Regions from separate parts of the Homo sapiens genome. Here region 1 is linked to region 2. A link is an interaction called in ENCODE POLR2A ChIA-PET data of the cell type or tissue named here. Cell type or tissue: PC-3. All regions are shown on one strand. Links, peaks and the distances in the headings refer to the core of each region. The heading gives the core; the rest is flanking DNA. Region 1 holds the start of PRSS23-AS1 (PRSS23 antisense RNA 1). Region 2 holds the start of SYTL2 (synaptotagmin like 2).

Evidence for each region. ChIA-PET counts read pairs that join two places held together with the same protein. Peaks named below come from ENCODE experiments on the same cell type or tissue, not always from the same donor. Only the 100,000 strongest peaks of a DNase experiment are listed, where the experiment ranks them.
Region 1: POLR2A ChIA-PET joins it to region 2 with 5 read pairs; 1 of 35 experiments calls an interaction of 5 or more read pairs at or near these places.

Annotation. Positions count from the first base shown.
Region 1 is chr11:86,930,836-86,941,247 of GRCh38, forward strand. It overlaps PRSS23-AS1 (PRSS23 antisense RNA 1), which reads right to left and starts at 7,650. Exons shown (of 4, transcript NR_187135.1): 1 at 7,565-7,650. It also overlaps a transcript of PRSS23 not described here. RefSeq lists an enhancer at 9,574-10,073. In PC-3, for the core only: no CTCF peak of the experiment used is centred there; no DNase peak of the experiment used is centred there; H3K27ac peaks cover 1,130 bases.
Region 2 is chr11:85,810,924-85,817,327 of GRCh38, forward strand. It overlaps SYTL2 (synaptotagmin like 2), which reads right to left and starts at 218. Exons shown (of 20, transcript NM_206927.4): 1 at 31-218. RefSeq lists a silencer at 177-356. In PC-3, for the core only: no CTCF peak of the experiment used is centred there; DNase peaks (open chromatin) are centred at 4,418 and 4,858; H3K4me3 peaks cover 447 bases; H3K27ac peaks cover 2,188 bases.

The DNA.
Region 1 (10,412 bases), core at 3,020-5,519, 1.1 Mb after region 2:
TACAAAAGCCCTGAGCAGGTAAAGTGCTTCACAGTCAAGGAGTAGAAACATACCCAGTATGGCCAGAACACAGAAAAACAGCGGGCAGGAAGATGCAGGAAGGAGTAGCCAAAGCTAAAAGGAAAGTGAGGGCCAAATTGTGCAGGCTACGTGAAAAATGTCTGGACTTGCTCCTAAGGGCAATGGGAAGCCATTGAAGGAGTTTAAGCAGGAAAGTGATGGGATCAAGGTTATGTTTTAAATGGATTGCTCTGGAGCCTATGAGGAGAAATGACTGGAGGAAGCAAGACTGGATGTTGACAACTCATATATCTGACAAACTACTTTGGAAAACTGTCTGGCAGTTTCTTATAAAGTTAAACATACATCTACCCTATGACCTAGCAATTTCATTCTTGGGTATTTATCCAAGTTAAATGAAAACATATGTTCACAAAATATTTGTACAAAATTTGTTATAGCAGTTGTATTCATAGTAGCAAAAATGATGAAGAAAAAAGCCACTAAATTTCCATCAAAAAATGAATTAATAAGCAAATTGTGGTGTATTTCTACAATGGCATACCACTCAGCAATACAATGGAAGGAATTCCTCACACACACAACATGAATGAGTCTTAAATCCATGAAAAAAAAGCACAGATGTGTACATACTGTATGATTCCAATGATATGAAATGAAATCAATGTACATAAAAAATAGTCCCTAGTAATAGAAATCAGAAAGTAGTTGCCTAGAGGAAGGAGACATTGACTGGAAAGAAAAAAATGAAGGATTATTCTGGGGCGATGGAAATATTGTATCTCTTTTTGTACATGGCAGTTACCCAGTGTATACAACTGTCAAAACTTATCAAAGCAAAACAGCTGGACTTGTGCTTTTTATTATCTCAAGCTCCGGAGCTCAAGTGACCCACTCACCTTGGCCTCCTAAAGTGCTGGGATTACAGGCATGAGCCATCGTTCTCAGCGTGCTTTTTATTAACTGTACTTCAATTTTTTTTAAAAAAAAGAGTGGACATTGAGGAAGATAGGAGGCAACTGTAATAATCCAGGAGAAGGGTGACGGTAGCCTGGTGCCCTATTATTGGGGACCAAATAAAATAACATGTATAAGAGGGCAAACAATAAAACTTCATGCAAACCATGAAGCTCTATGCAAACTGTGAATCTTTGTGCAAAAGTGAGGACCGAGTCTAACTTAACCCCTATCAAAATTTGGAGGTGATGGAGACTTCCAAAATTGCCCCCGAGGCAGTCCCATTGTTTGCAATGAAGGGCTGGGGGGTGATTAATCATGATCATGTGGTTGGTTTGTCACAGTTTGGCAGGAAGTGGGACCAATGACTGCTGAGAGTCATCAGAATACTTGACCTTGGGGCAAAAAGCAGGGGAGGGGCAGGAGCTGCTTTTGCCAGAAGTCGTTTTCTACTGAAAATTAGGCTTTCCCAAACAAGAAGTGTATTCAGCTGCTAGACTGGAGTCTTGAATTTATTTTTTTGTATAATTAGGGTTTGAAGGATACAGCAAAAAAGGAAGCAGACTGTCAGTTCCTGAAGCAGGGGCCATCACCATCAGTGACACGGCCACCCAGCCTCCAGAAGAGTTTGCTGGGGGCTGAGAGTGTGTGGGAAATACATGGGGGCTGCTTGCAAGCATCTGCCTCTGACTGCAGACAGGTTTGGAGAAACAGCTGTGTGGAAATCAGGCAAAAGCTATCTGAAGAACTGTTCACTCACCATTTAACTGAATTCAACTTTGTTTCCATGACTTTTTTTTTTTTTAGTGTTAATACATCTCTGATTATTTGCTTTAATTTAATGTTGATTTTGTTTTCTCAAAACCACTTGGAATGAGCAGACACAGCTGGATCCTCCCTGTTTACCCCAGTGGATGCTAAATGCTTTGGTGAAGAGGAGACATCCCTGCACAAAGCAGAGCTGTGGATTCTCTGACCTCCTTGAAGACTCTCTTCTGAGCTGCAGTGGACATTTGCCATATTTTTATTAATGGGTGTCTGTCATCAAATCTCCCTCTGTAAGGGTTGGTCACTGTTGTGGCTTCTCTCGATGTGAGGTCGGACTCACCTTCCATATCAAAAGTGGACAAAATCACACTCACACTCTCTTGTTCACACATAAACACACAACCCTGGCACAATCTGAGGGTCAGTAACTGACTTTGGCTCAGCCCACCAAGTGGTCTTTCCCTGAAGTGTGAATCTCAGGGAAGCAATACAAAAACAGGCAGGGGGTGGGTGGCTACCTCTGGAGACAGCTGGAGGTCGTCCTTTCAAAAGCAGGCTGGCGGGCACGCTGACCAAACTACTCCTGCCAAGGAGCCATTGCTGTGGTTCCTTTGGACTGGACTTCTGACTCTCCCCTAATTTCTACTCATTTCTAAGGTTAATTCTCTTTACTCTCCAACCACTCCAATACATTTCCTTCCATTTATGTTCTCTAGAGTCTGTTTTCATTGCTGACACCTAAGGTGGTGCATAATTATAAGCCAGCGTGATTTCATTTCCTATCTGAAGCCTTCGAAAAAAATGGCTCTCAAGCAGTATCTCAGACACCCAAATCCAAGGCTTTACTTTGGTGGCCATGGAAAGACACCTGAATGGGTGGGCGTGGGAATAGGGTAAGAGAAGTAGAAAAGAGGAAGGGAAAAGAGAAAGTACTGCATATTTCATACCTACTATAGTCTAGGACTGAGGATACAGCAATGATCAACATAGGCAGAGGCTCTAACAGATGCCAGGAGCCAGCTAGGCATTTGTCCGGCTATCTTATGATAATATTATAGGGAGGGAGGTGCTCCCATACCCCAAGTGGGAAGAGTGCGGCTCAGTGAGGCTGAGAAACTTGCCGTGGGTCACACAGCAGATGACTATTGGAGCTGGAATCTGAACCAGATCTCATTCCTACCATATCTGCTCTTTCCACTACATAAATTTGTTAAACAATGGTGGGTAAACCATGCACCTTTTTTTCTTTTCGTATTTTGATTTCAGTGTTGTATCCATGATTTGGAACGAGCCCACCTGAGCCTAATGATGCGACGAGATCATTGGATTATATATGTATTTACTTTAAAAACACAAGGTAGAAAACTTTACTGAGTCCATGAAAAGAAAAGCTGGAGACACGTCAAAGCCTGTTTTGATTTAAGTGGAATAGATCCAGCTTGAGTGTAAATTCGAGACTGTGTTTGCTTGTGTCACACTCTATTTTTCAAATTACTTTCATATGTCCTGTTTCATTTATTTCCCCCAGTTCGGAATGGGAAAACTGAGGCCTGGGACTTGAAATAACAGATGTATGTTTGTACAGCAAATCATCATGAGAGCCAAAACTCAAACCCATACTCTCTCACCGAACCCCACTGCTTCTTTCAGCACACAATAATTATTATTATGCCAAGTAAGTTTAACAAGGTGACTTGGATCGATTCATTCTGATGATTTGAGTTGGCTCCTGGGATCATCTGGGTAAATATTAGGCCCACATCTCTTTCCAAACATATTCCATCTCTCTCTCTCTCTTTGGTTTTTTCTTTTTTCTACATTTTCACCTCTGCTCCCTCATCATACCTCCCTCCCTTTCTCTGTTGAACTCCTCCCCTTCTCTTCTTTCCTCCCTTCCTCTCATCCTCTCACCCACAAAAACATTTGTTTGTCTTACATAGGGATAGTGTCATGTGACTGGGTGGCTGAAAGGAGAAGTATCTTTTAAGCTCCTGGAAGCAGAATATTTTCTTATGGATTTTTTATTGTTTGGATTGTTTTGCCAGGCTAATGAAAGAAGACTCTGAGGTCCCCTTATCTCAGGCCAACTAGAGGATGCCTTCAAGTTTTTGTTTTTCTTCCCAAGCTGGTTCCTTACAAATGCATCCAGAAGGTCATTCCCAGGTCCCCAAGATAGTGGTGGGTAATCAATCACATCCAGGACATCAGCATCACAGCAGATAAGCTCATGCATGGGAGGATTTGGGAAAGGAGAGAGGGGATCCTAAACTATCCCTGAACCATGTGCTCCAGCAAAGGCAAGTGGAGGGATTACTTTTTCTAGGAGTTCACTGGGACAGCCACAAGTATATTCTAGCTCCAATGACCATTCTTCCCTTTTGATTTTTGACTCAAAACAAATAAAAATACACATACATAAAATCCTTAAACATTTCCTATATAATCTGATAATTGCAATTCAGCAAGCAATAAAGATTGTGTGATTGTGTTTAACAGCTCCAAGGGATGGGTCCACACAGGGCCCCCAGGCAATAACTAATCCCTCTGAAACAAACAGAGAGGACTCCAGACCTGGCTTTGCCAAGGACAAGTTTTGTAAGCTTATTTAAGTCACCTGACTTCTCTAGGCCTCAGATTCCTCAGCTATAAAATAATGAGCTAGTTTATTATTTCAACCAATGCTTATTAAACATCCACTTTGTGTCAGGCTTTGTGCAAGAAGCTGGAAATATTTTTAAAGTATAGACACAGTATCTGTTCTCAGGGTCTCAGTGTTTAATGCGGGAAAAGATGCATCATAAGAGAAAAGTGCTGTGGACGGCAAAGGCAAAAACAACTCAGCCCAGGAGCTTATCTTTAGGATTCTTCCCAACCCCAAAAGTCTACGTGTATGGCATTTTTTTGTCTGTTCATTTTGTTTTGGTTGTCTTTTCACATGAATGTTATTTCATTCTTTCTTGACTAGTTGTTTTCAAATCATTGTTGCATTGTTGTCATTATCATCCATTACCAATTACTAAACACATACTGTTACCCCAAATGTTGTAATTACCCCAACTGTTGGTAATTACCCCAATGACTCTAAAAGTTAGACATTATAATCACTATTTTTTATATAATAACACTGAAGCCCAGAGAGGTTAAGTAACTTACCCAAGCTCACATCGCTAGAAAGTTACGGAACTGGGATTGGAGTTGACCCCTGCCAACTCCAAAGTACATGCTCTTTCTACTACTTGGTGCTGCCTTAGGTATATGTAGCCACTTAGGACAAACATCATTTACAGGAGCAGGTGTGATATAAAAATATGAGGCCCTTTGTTCAAATATTATTGAAAATTTCAAGATAGCAACAGCAAAGCATTAAACAAAGCACAAGGCCTGTCTAAGCACAGGGCTCTGAATGACTGCCCATGTTGCAAACCCAGGAATCCAGCCCTGCCAGCCACAATTCAGTTTGCAATGGCATCTCCCACTGAAGCAGAAAAGCTTCATAGCAATTTGCAGGCCCAGATCACACTCGCAGAATGTTTCAGTGATCATGCTTCACATGTAGGATTTCTGGCACTACCCAGAGGGTTCATTGTGAACCACCTGGCAGGACTTGGGGGCTCTGTGTGGTGGCTTTTTCAGAGTAGCCCTGGCACCTAACCTAAAGAATATTAATATCATTTCTGGTAATGCCAATTACTTTATTTTTTTTTGAGATGGAGTTTTGCTCTTGTTGCCAGGCTAGAGTGCAATGGCACAATCTCAGCTCACCACAACCTCTGCCTCCCAGGTTCAAGTGATTCTCCTGCCTCAGCCTCCCGAGTAGCTGGGATTACAGGCATGTGACACCACACCTGGCTAATTTTGTATTTTTGGTAGAGACAAGGTTTCTCCATGTTGGTCAGGCTGGTCTCGAACTCCCGACCTCAGGTGATCCGACCACCTCGACCTCCCAAAGTGCTGGGATTACAGGCGTGAACCACAGCGCCCGGCCAGCCAATTACTTTTTTTAATGTGGGGAAAGGTATATAATCTTGCTGAAAGAGTTTTGCTCCGTGTGATGGTTCATACCTGTAATCCCAGTATTTTGGGAGGCTGAGGCAGGAGGATGGCTTGAGCCCAAGAGTTTGAGACCAGCCTGGGAAACAGAGACCCCTGTCTCTACAAAAAATACAAAAAATTAGCCAGGCATGGTGGTATGTACCTGTAGTAGGAGGCTGAGCTGGGAGGATCACTTGAGCCTGGGAGGTTGAGGCCACAGTAAGCCATGATCATGCCACTGCACTCCAGCCTGGGTGACAGAGTAAAGAAAAAAAAAAAAAAAGAGTTCTGGTCATACCCTTACACCCTTACTCTTACATTTAGAACATTTAGAACATTAATGCTGCATAAATGGAACATGTCCAAAAGCCTCTTAGGATGCAAGCCTCTTTTGAAATTGCAAACTGGGACCAGTACATGTGCCCTAATAGAGGGCAGTAGGAAAAAAAGCAAGAGCTTTGCAGCTGCTGGATTACGAACCTCTCTACTGAGGCACTAACTCCTATTAAGGTGTTAGCTCCTACTGACCCAGCAGAGGCTGAGTAAAGATTGTCATTTTGGTCAATGATTCTTAATCAGTGGTATTTAATCTTTTGAGATCACAGACCCCTTCTTTGAAAAGTATGAACCATCTCCCCAGAAAAAAGACAGGTGTATGTAAAATATTCTTGCATTCAATTGTAGACTCTCTGCCTTAGCCCTAGATTTTTTAAAACCATATTTTAAAGCATGGCTCCCCTAATTATAGAATTGTCAGAGGCGTCTGAACCAGAGCAACTCCATCTTGAGTAGGGGCTGGGTAAAATAAGGCTGAGACCTACTGGGCTGCATTCCCAGACGGTTAGGCATTCTAAGTCACAGGATGAGATAGGAGGTCAGCCAAGATACAGGTCATCAAGACCTTGCTGATAAAATAGGTTGCAGTAAAGAAGCCAGCTGAAGCCCACCAAAACCAAGATGGCCATGAGAGTGACCTCTGGTTGTCCTCACTGCTACACTCCCACCAGCACCATGACAGTTTACAGATGCCATGGCAATGTCAGGAAGTTACCCTATATGGTCTAAAAGGGGAGGCATGAATAATCCACCCCTTGTTTAGCATATAATCAAGAAATAACCATAAAAATAGGCAACCAGAAGCCTTCTGTCAGTGGAGTAGCCATTCTTTTATTCCTTTACTTTCTTAATAAACTTGCTTTCACTTTATGGACTCGCCTTTAATTCTTTCTTGCGTGAGATCCAGTAACCCTCTTTTGGGGTCTGGATCCGGACCCCTTTCTGGTAACAGAATCTTCCAGTGTTAGAACTAGACACAAACTTAGAGATGATTTTTGTGAAAGCACCTTATTCCTAGTGGTGTGAAAGCTGAGGTCATTTGGGATAATAAATGGTTCTGCACATTTTCAAAGAGCTAACCCTCATTGTCAACACTACCTTGAACTAGTTGCCCCACTCCTAATTTGCTCCTGTCAAAACACTGCAGCCAAATGCAACAATCCAGTGCCACAAATGGCTGCTGCCAGGATGTCAGTGAACATTTGTCGAGCACCCGAACCAGCATTGGGCGCAAGAACAGCTCTTGCCCTTGAGAAGCTCAAACACATCTAGAGGAGAAACAAACAAGAACAATATAATGTAATATAACACATGCAATTACAGATGTTTGAACTAGGTTCAGAGGTGCCCTAAAGGAAGGTGCTACAGGCTCTGCTTGATTGGATCATGCGAGGCTCCCAGAAGAGGAAACGTGTATGCAGGGACTTGAAGAAGAAGAGGAAACACTTACTCAGGGACTTGAAGAATGAGCAGAAGGGCCACGGAGTGAAAGAGCCTCCTGGCTCAGGAGTCCAGCATGCAGGAGCAGAGAACACTGAAACAGCCTGAGAACAGGAGGAGCTGGAAGTGGCTGGGATTGGCTAGAGCATAGGGTGTGTCTGAGGAAGAGGAATGATGTGGCTGGAAGAGAGGGGAAGAGCCAGACCTGAGGGTCTTGGATATCACTCTGAGGGGTTTGGACATAAAGAAGAATATCAGCCGATGTGATGGATTAAGGAGCTCCTTCCTGGGGGTGGTGCAAGGAGGCCAGATAGTCATCTGTCCTGGATGGCCTTCCGAGGGGCTGGGGGTAGGGGTGGGGTGGGGCTGGAGTGAGGGCAGCCTCTCTGAGATCCCTATCACCTCTCTCTTTAAAAATCAGCCACTGCCAAACACTAGAGAACCTAAGAAGGCCCCTGTAAAGCAGAAACGACAGGCAGTCAGCCTAGAGTACACCTTTAAAAAGTCAGTAAGACATATACACCAGAAAAGGACCATGCTTCTCCATTAAAAGATAGCCAAATGGGAGGAGGCCTTCTCAAAAATATAGGGAAATTTCTCACTTGATGTATTGATGTTTTTCCTCTGCAGAGCTTCACATTTTTCATCCATTCTTAAAATTGAGCCAGTTTAGCCCTAGGAGGTGGGCAGGCTCTGAGGAATCATCAATCAAGAGAAGAGAACATCGCCAGAAACACGTAAGGGAAACGTTTCCATGTCACTACTTCTCAGGATTCCTGGGCATTAAGGGTACTTAAGAAGTGCTTGTAAGGAGTGTGTTTTCTCCCAAGCAAACACATAAACAAAAAATTCTAATTACAGGGACACTGCATTGAGTCTGTCCTAAAGTTGTTCTGCCTGTATTCACCACTAGGTGTCATTAGAGCCCTCTTTTAAAAGAAACAAAGCTTCAAAAAACACTGACCTCAGGAGAATAATTTTTCCAGTGTTCCTATTTCTCAGTTAAAAAAAAAAATATATATATATATATATATATATTTTTTAACATGAGTAAAAATTGCAAATGTTCAGGACTTAGCTCTTGAATGGCTACTAAAGATTATAATTCCTCAGACTACCTGCAAATATCATGAGTCTTACAGAATCACAATACATTTTTATTGAAATATCCATGGTAAATATACATCTTACAGGAAATTCCATTGCGTTTACACTATTTATTTAATAGAAATAATCTCTGGGATTATTTGCATTTATTTCTGAAGGAGGATGTTTTTCCTTCCTGAGAATAAGTTCAGGAAATGGGTGAAATGTTCAGGAAGTTAGCTAAATGCTGATGTAAATCCAAAAGGAAGGTCTGTTGTTGTTTCTTTCTTTTTTTTTTTTTAAAGGGGTGGGTGGGGGGGACACACAAAAATGCTAGGAAGTGGTTCTCTCATTCACTTATGGAAAAATGTTATACTGAATTTCTGATTTAAAAGGAAGAGGATTAGAAAAAAATGTGGGCCCATGATATGGTTTTCTGTAGATCTGGTTAGGCAATTCACAGTAGTTAGCAAAGAAAACTGTGTCAAGAAACAAAATCTACATGGGAGACATGACTTGGATTCAGTTTGTCCTAAATTAAACCTTTACTATGAAATTTGAATCGGCTACTCTAAGAAATAAGTCGTGTTAGAAAACTCTGAGTCCCGAAGAGCTGGTGGGGCCCCTTAGCACTACATAAACAACTAAATGCTACCCTCTCCTCCCAAGGACCCTGTCCCCTCCACTAACAGTGTCATGCTGACCCTCGGACTGCAAGGGGGAGTCTGAATGCAGTGAAACTCAAGATCTCCAGGGCTACTTGGTCAGTGTTGCAAGCTGCCGTGGCCTCTGGCGTTATTTATCTTTAGTTTGCAACGTAGGGGTGTGCTGTATCGGGTGTGCAGAGCAAACAGAAACTCCTTGCCTCTGAAACACTGGCATTTTAGAAAGCAAAGATTCGGCTCATTGACCAGAGCTACAGAGGACACAATTTGTTGTGGCTTCTCTGAAAATCACCCCCTCCTTTCCATCTCTCTGCTACCACCTTCATTCAGGCCTTCATGGTTTCTCATCCAAACCGGTCTTCCTGTCTCCTGCTTGCCTTCTTCCCAGCCCACAGTCCACACGGCAGACAGAGCAAGCTATGTAAAAACACCAACAGGGACATGAACCTTCCTTGCTTTCAAACTTTTGCCGACTCCCCTGTGCTGAGCGCAGGAGAGAATACGGCCTCCAAGGCCTTTCATAACTTGGCCTCAGCCCACCTTCCCTCCCACTCCAAGAATCTCAGGCTCCAGTTACACTGAGCCACTCACTGCCCTACACCTCCTGCAGGCAACTCTCTGCCAAGTTTATTCACACATTTATCCTTTTCACTCTGGATACATGAGGAGGACTGACCATGTACTGTACTTCTTTTAACTTCTATAGAGCAATCTCTTTGTATTTATACAATTATGACAACAGTAGTAAGAGAAGAAGGTTCAGAGGATACAAGGTAACACACCTACATAAACGACCTACTGGGTACAAATATTGTAAATCAACATAGGCCTAGAAAAGGTGGTCAGATGCTGAATTTTGACTAAATACCTCCGATGGCACATAATGAGTAAGTTTCAATTTTTATATTTTACATTCTGAATTCTGGGGGTGGTTTTGATGGGCAGACCAAGTTTTAAATGAGTTATGGTCTTTGGGATCCTCACTTCTCTCTTTTTCTTCTTCCCTCCACCTTCCCTACATATTTACATCAGCAGATGTGTCCTTTGAGGGGTCAAATGGTGAGACGACAGCAGTTTAGGAACTGTTTGCCCATTACACTGGGTACT
Region 2 (6,404 bases), core at 3,905-6,404:
CCAAGTAGAGACTGGAACCCGAGTGCGCACCTCCGAGTCGCTGCCGGGCAGGGAGCGCGCCTCGCCGTCTCTCTTGTCTTCTGGCCCCCAGCCCTCGGCCTGGCGGTGCAAACCGCGCAGCCCCGGGCGCGGCGCGTTACCTTCCCCCGGGCAAGGCGTTGCGAGCCTTCACTCTCCCGACGGACGCTGGCGGCACGGCCCGGGTGTCGCCCGGCACTGTCAACGCAGAGCGGCGTGCGCGAGTCCCTCCCCGCTACCCCCGCCCCCGGCGGGCGGTGCGGTGGGGCCGGTCCCGGGTGCTCGGGCCAATGGCGCTTCGCCCGCTCCCCGCCCCGGCCCGCCCCGGCCTCCTCGCCCGGCACACAGCGCCTGCCAGCCCCTGCCCTCTCCCCTTCCCTCCCTTCGCCCTCCGCCCCCGCCTGCTGCTTCTCTCCGGTTCCTAGCCTCCTTCTCAAGTGTACCTTGCCCCGAAACAACCTGTTTTCTGTGCAAATAAAGCAGCACTGTTGTTATTGTTATTATTATTTTTATCACGGCGCGTTAGGGGGCCTTGGAGCCCGAGAGTGTGGAGCACTAGGAGCCTCTGCACTCCGAGAAGGGACAGCCACCGCGCAGGGAAAGGGGCGCGGAGGGTATGGAGCCCGGTCATGGGGTAACTTGCTTTAACCCTCGGGACGTCAATTTCCTCACATGTGAAATAGAAGAAGGGGGGAAAAAAGTTGTTGAGAGGACTAAATGAAGTGATGCTTTAAAATACAATAATACCTAGAGAAAGGTGAGGGCGTCATGCACTGCCTGAGCTACTTACTGGGGTATGCACAGAGGACTGGTAAGCTCCTGGAAGACGCTGTGTGGCAGGGAGGCAGACAATGCAATACAGTAAATACAATATTGTGGTCGGGCGCGGTGGCTCACACCTGTAATCCCAGCATTATGGGAGGCCGAGGCAGGTGGATAACCCGAGGTCAGGAGTTCGGGACCAGCCCGGCCAACATAGCAAAACTCTGTTCTAATTAGAAAAGAAAAAAGAAAAATTAGCTGGGTGTGGTGGCGAGCGCCCGTAGTCCCAACTACTTAGGAAGCTGAGGCAGGAGAATCGCTTTAACCCGAGAGGTGGAGGCTGCCGTGAGCCAAGATCGCACCACTGCACCCCATCCTGGGTGACAGAGCAAGACTCTGTCTCAAAAAAATAAATAAAATAATTTAAAAATTGTATCACGACCTATTTTTTACAAGTTACCCATGATGGGGCCAGCCCAGGCAAACCTCTGAAGGAGATGAACCTTAAAGCCTTTTTCCTTATCATTTCCTGGACTAGTGTTGTCCATTTAACTGAGGGTGGCCCAGGTCTGCCTTTGGTTCTTCCAAAGGTCTTCCTTCTCCCAAACTTACAAATACTTATCCCCAAGGGCTTCAGTTAGTGCCCAGTGCAGGCTGCTAGCCTGGCCCAAGAGTCCTGGCACTGTGCAGAGATGTGTATTCTGGCTTCCTTCAGCCTTTGAGAGCCTGGTGTGTCCCTGTGCTGGGTGAGCATGCCACATGCAAAAGAGGAATAAGCCACTGGTCTTGCCTTTGAAGAAACAAATTTGTAAATAATTTCATTTTAGGGTAAGTGTTATAATAGGTTGACAAAGTGTTGTAGAGTCACTACGCTGAAGGAGGGGGACAATAAAAAATACAAATGTGACCAAGGTAGGTCTTGAAGGAGGGCTACAAATTAGGTCAGATTGAAGGGGTGACAGAAGACTGGGCACAGAGAGGCAGGCAGAGACATGGAGATGCCTGTCATATGTCACGGCTATTGCACAGGATTTGGGACAATGAGGCAGAGATGAAGCTAAGGAGGTAGGTGGGCAGATGTTGGAGGAGTGGCTGTACCTGCCTTGCTGAGGGAAGCAGGCTGTGTCCTGTTGGTGATGGCTGTTGGCGAATGATTTTAGGCAGGGGAGTAGCGTGACCTCAGATGCTTTTGGTACTTCACTTTTATTGTTGATTGCACCTGCCTTGGTTATCCCCTTCCTGCCCCTCTCTAGCTCTGGAGGGCAGGCACTGGGTCTTGCTCACCTCTGGGTGCCTTGTATCATCTGGCATAGGACTTTGAAGGAACTAAATACATGCTGTTCCCAGTATCACTCGTCCCCTGGAAACAAATAGCAATGCCTAAATGCTAGAGAGGGTCACAGGATCCTTGCTTCAGGTTGTGGGGCAGGCAAGTGGGGGAGAAATTTTAAGGCAGGGTCTTGTTATGGCTCCCAATTCATCTAAATCTTGTATGGCTCAGAGACTAAATCTTAGAGCTCTTGGCCAAGATCCAAATGCTGTTAGAAATGTCAATTTCTAATAAGACCTTAGACCAATTACTCAACCTCCCTGTGCTTCAGTTTGCTCATTTGTTAGAGAGAAAATAATTGCACTGCTCTCTCAGGCCTACTGTGAAGATTAAAAGAAGATGCACATGTTTAGCATGATGCCTTGCACATACAGTGCACTGAAAAAGCCTTGGTTAACACGATCATATCAAGTCAGCAATGGCCTGTTCCACTTATCCCATAGGAACCCTTCAAAATGGTTTACATATAAGTGACACTTAAACTTTAGAGAATTCTAGGTTGACATTGAAGGGGAAGGCAAGAGGGTAGGGATAGCATGGTGTAAGGTTAAATGCACAGACTTTGGTGTATCTCCTGGCTCTACCACAGAACTCGCTGGTTGACTTTGGACAAGTCACTTAATTTCCTTCTTTCTCTGGGTGACTTTAGACAAGTCTCCTCCCTCCCTCCCTCCCTCCCTCCTTTCCTTCCTTCCTTCCTTCCTTCCTTCCTTTTTTGGCAGGGTCTCACTTTGTTGCCCAGGCAGTGGCACAAACACAGCGCACTGCAGCCTCAACCTCCCAGGCTCAAGCCATCCTCCCACCTCAGCCTTCCAGGTAGCTGGGACTACAAGCACACACCACCACGCCCAGTTAATTATTGTATTCTTAGTAGAGACGTGGTTTCGCAATGTTGACCTCTTGAGCTGAAGCGATCTGCCCGCCTCAGCATCTCTAAGTGTTGGGATTACGGGCGTGAGCCACTGCACCCAGCCTAAGTCACTTAACTTCTGTTAGCGATTGTTCTTCTATAAAATAGAAGTAGTCATATTACCTGCCCCATGCCAAGGAGATAACACATAACACATATAGCATATTGCCTGGCCCAAGGTAAGATCTCAATTCCTGTTAGCTAATGGTGTGATAATGGTTGGAAGAGAGTTATTATAGTTTTTGGAAAGAATAATCTCCATGCCTCTGCCTGCCTCTCTGCACCCCAGTTTTCTGTCACCCCTTCCAGATGACCTAACTTGTAGCCCTCCTTCAACATCTACCTTGGTCACATTTGAATGTAAGCTTTTATTGTCCCCCTCCTTCAGTGTATGTGACTGTAACTAATATATTGGAAAGGGGAAATGTAATCCTGGAAAAAACTAAACCTACATGTAAAGGTTGGTGCTGGATCTGTGAAAACTAACTGGGACAGGAGTAGAAGTGAGCTTAGAAAACTGCAGGTAGGGCATGGGCCTGAAAGAGTTTTGTAGGTAGACTTATTTAAGTTGAGAACCCCTGTCTGAACAAGGATAAGATTCTTGTAGCTCTATGGAACTGAACAAAATGGAATATTGTTTGCAGAATTGAGTATGACCACTCTCTGAGCTGCCTTCTTGGAATGGTGGAAGGCTGGTGCTTTTAAATGATAATCTGAAATTTAACCCCTAACACCACCCAACACCACCTGTGACTTTGTAGAGTCACAGGCACATTGCTAAATCGTTTAGTTTTATCAGCTAGTAAGTAAATATTTATTGGTAGCATAAGCTAGGTGTGGTTCCTTCAAGCTTGAAATATCCTTCCCTCTGTTTCTGACCCAAGGAATCCTTCTTATGCATCAAGGCCTAGGACAAGTGTCACCAGATTCACCCTCCTAGACTGAAAAAATTAATCCTTGCAACCTCTCCAATTCCCATGGTGTATTCCTCAAGCATTTTCTTGGCATCGATTTCATCCTGTCTTTATAGTTACTTGTCACAGGATCTGCCACCCCCTACTAGTTTTAAAGCTCACCCACTTCTGGGACCCCTTCTTTCTCTTGTATTTCTTCTTACCACCTCCATCCTTCTCCCCACCTCATTGATACCCAAAATGACTTATACACAATAGGCACTAAATAAATGCTTGATAAGTTGCATTGACAAACAGGTCTCTCATAGTATGCATGTTACAAAGAGCAGCACTTTTGCCACAATGAAAAAGTAAAAGAACCTTTCTCTTAAAGACATGACTTTGTCTTTAAGCTATGTGAATTTATAACTTCTTAACCACCAGAAATTGTAGATATTGCTAAAATGCTATATAATTATATCTGGCATGGTAATGTGGTTAGATGACTTATACCAGTTACGTATCAAATGTACAGCATTTAAAACACAATTTAGTCATGGTACTGAGTCACCAAAGCAAGAATTTGGTTTTTTAAATAATTTGTAAATACTGAATATTCTTTTAACTTTCAAAAGTATAAAACTTTGGCCTTGAATCAAATTGTGTTAGCAATCTCTCCACAGTCTTTAATAATGCCTTGAACTTCTACAGCTCTTTGTATTTTTCAAAGCCCTTTCACTTTGATTATCTTGTTTGATCTTCATTCAACCCTATGATGTAGGAAGCGCAGCTATTAGTGTCTGCATTTTACAGATGAAGATAGGAGGCACATGAGAGGATCAGGCCCTTAAACCAAGGCCAAATTGCAAATGACAAAGTCAAGGTTAGGACCCACGGATCTACTACACCAGAGGTATTTCATATATTCATGAAAACTGTGGCATCATTATGTATCATCTTTATGAGCAACAATCTCATATATTATAATTTATAACCCTGTGTATGTATTTTCATATGGCCTTCCTTTAAAAAGTAAAGAAAAACTGGCTGGGCACGGTGACTCATTCCTGTAATCCCAGCACTTTGGGAAGCCAGGGCTGGTGGATTGCTTGAGCTCAGGAGTTCGAGACCACCCTAGACAACATGGTAAAACCCCATCTCTACCAAAAGTACAAAAAATTAGCCAGGTGTGGTGGTGCATGCCTGTAATCCCAGCTACTCGAGAGGCTGAGGCAGGAGAATCGCTTGAACCTGGGAGGCGGAGGTTGCAGTGAGCCGAGATCACGCCACTGCATTCCAGCCTGGGTGACAGAGTGAGACTCCTTCTCAATAAATTAAAAAATAAGGAAAGAAAAAGAAAAAGTAAAGAACAACTTTTGTAGTGATCACTTCCCTCAGATATGTATGTGTCATCATCATTAGTTATTACTTCAGTGTCTTTCATCTGTGACTGTCAACATTACACTTTTTTAAAAACCTCTAGGTTTCCTCTATAACTGTTTTAGAACAGATTTTGTTATTTTGTTTAATGAAAAAAACAAATATTACTTCAAAAAATAGAGGACCTCCACTTATATGAGGTACCTAGAATAGTCAAAAGCAAAGAGACAGAAAGTAGAATAGTTGTTACCAGGGGCTAGGGAGGAGAAGGTAATAGGGAGTTACTGTTTAATGGATACAGAGTCTCAGTGTGGGACAATGAGAAAGTTCTGGAGATGTTCTGCATACACGTGCAAAACAATGTGACTGTACTTCATACCATAGAACTGTACATTTATAAATGGTTAGAATGGCTGGGTACAGTGGCTCACGCCTGTAATACCAACACTTTGGGACGCTGAAGCAGTAAGAACGCTTGAGCACAGGAGTTTGAGACCAGCCTGGGCAGCATAGTGAGACTTGTTCTCTACAAAAAATAAAAATAAAAAATAGCTGGACGTGGTGGCACATGCCTGTGGTCCCAGCTACTCAGGAGACTGAGGTGGGAGGATCACTGGAGCCCAGGAGGTCAAGGCTACAGTGAGCCATGATCATGCCACTAAACTTTCCAGCCTGGGTGACAGAGCAAAACCCTGTCTCAAAAAAAAAAAAAAAAAAAAGACCATCTTATAAGAGAGTCTTTCTGGTAGAAGAAGTCTAGTTATAATGTCATAACCCATGACCTTTTTAGTTTTATTTATTTAATCTTTGAAATTCATCTTACCTAAGAGCCCCTCTGCACCTACTGCAGAAGAGAAAACAGTAATCTGTGTAGTGACTCTTACTAACTTTTTAAAATAATCCAGAATGGGGTTGAGCACTTGTGTGACAAAGTGAGATCCTGGTAGATTATTACAGCTACTACTATTTGAGTACGTCCTACCTGCCAGGAACTAGACTAAATTCGTGTATACCCATTATTTCATGTAATCATCTAAGCAGCTCTCAGTGGTTACAGATGAGAAGCTGAGTTATATGAGGGTAGTTACTTACCCAAGGATACACAGCCTGT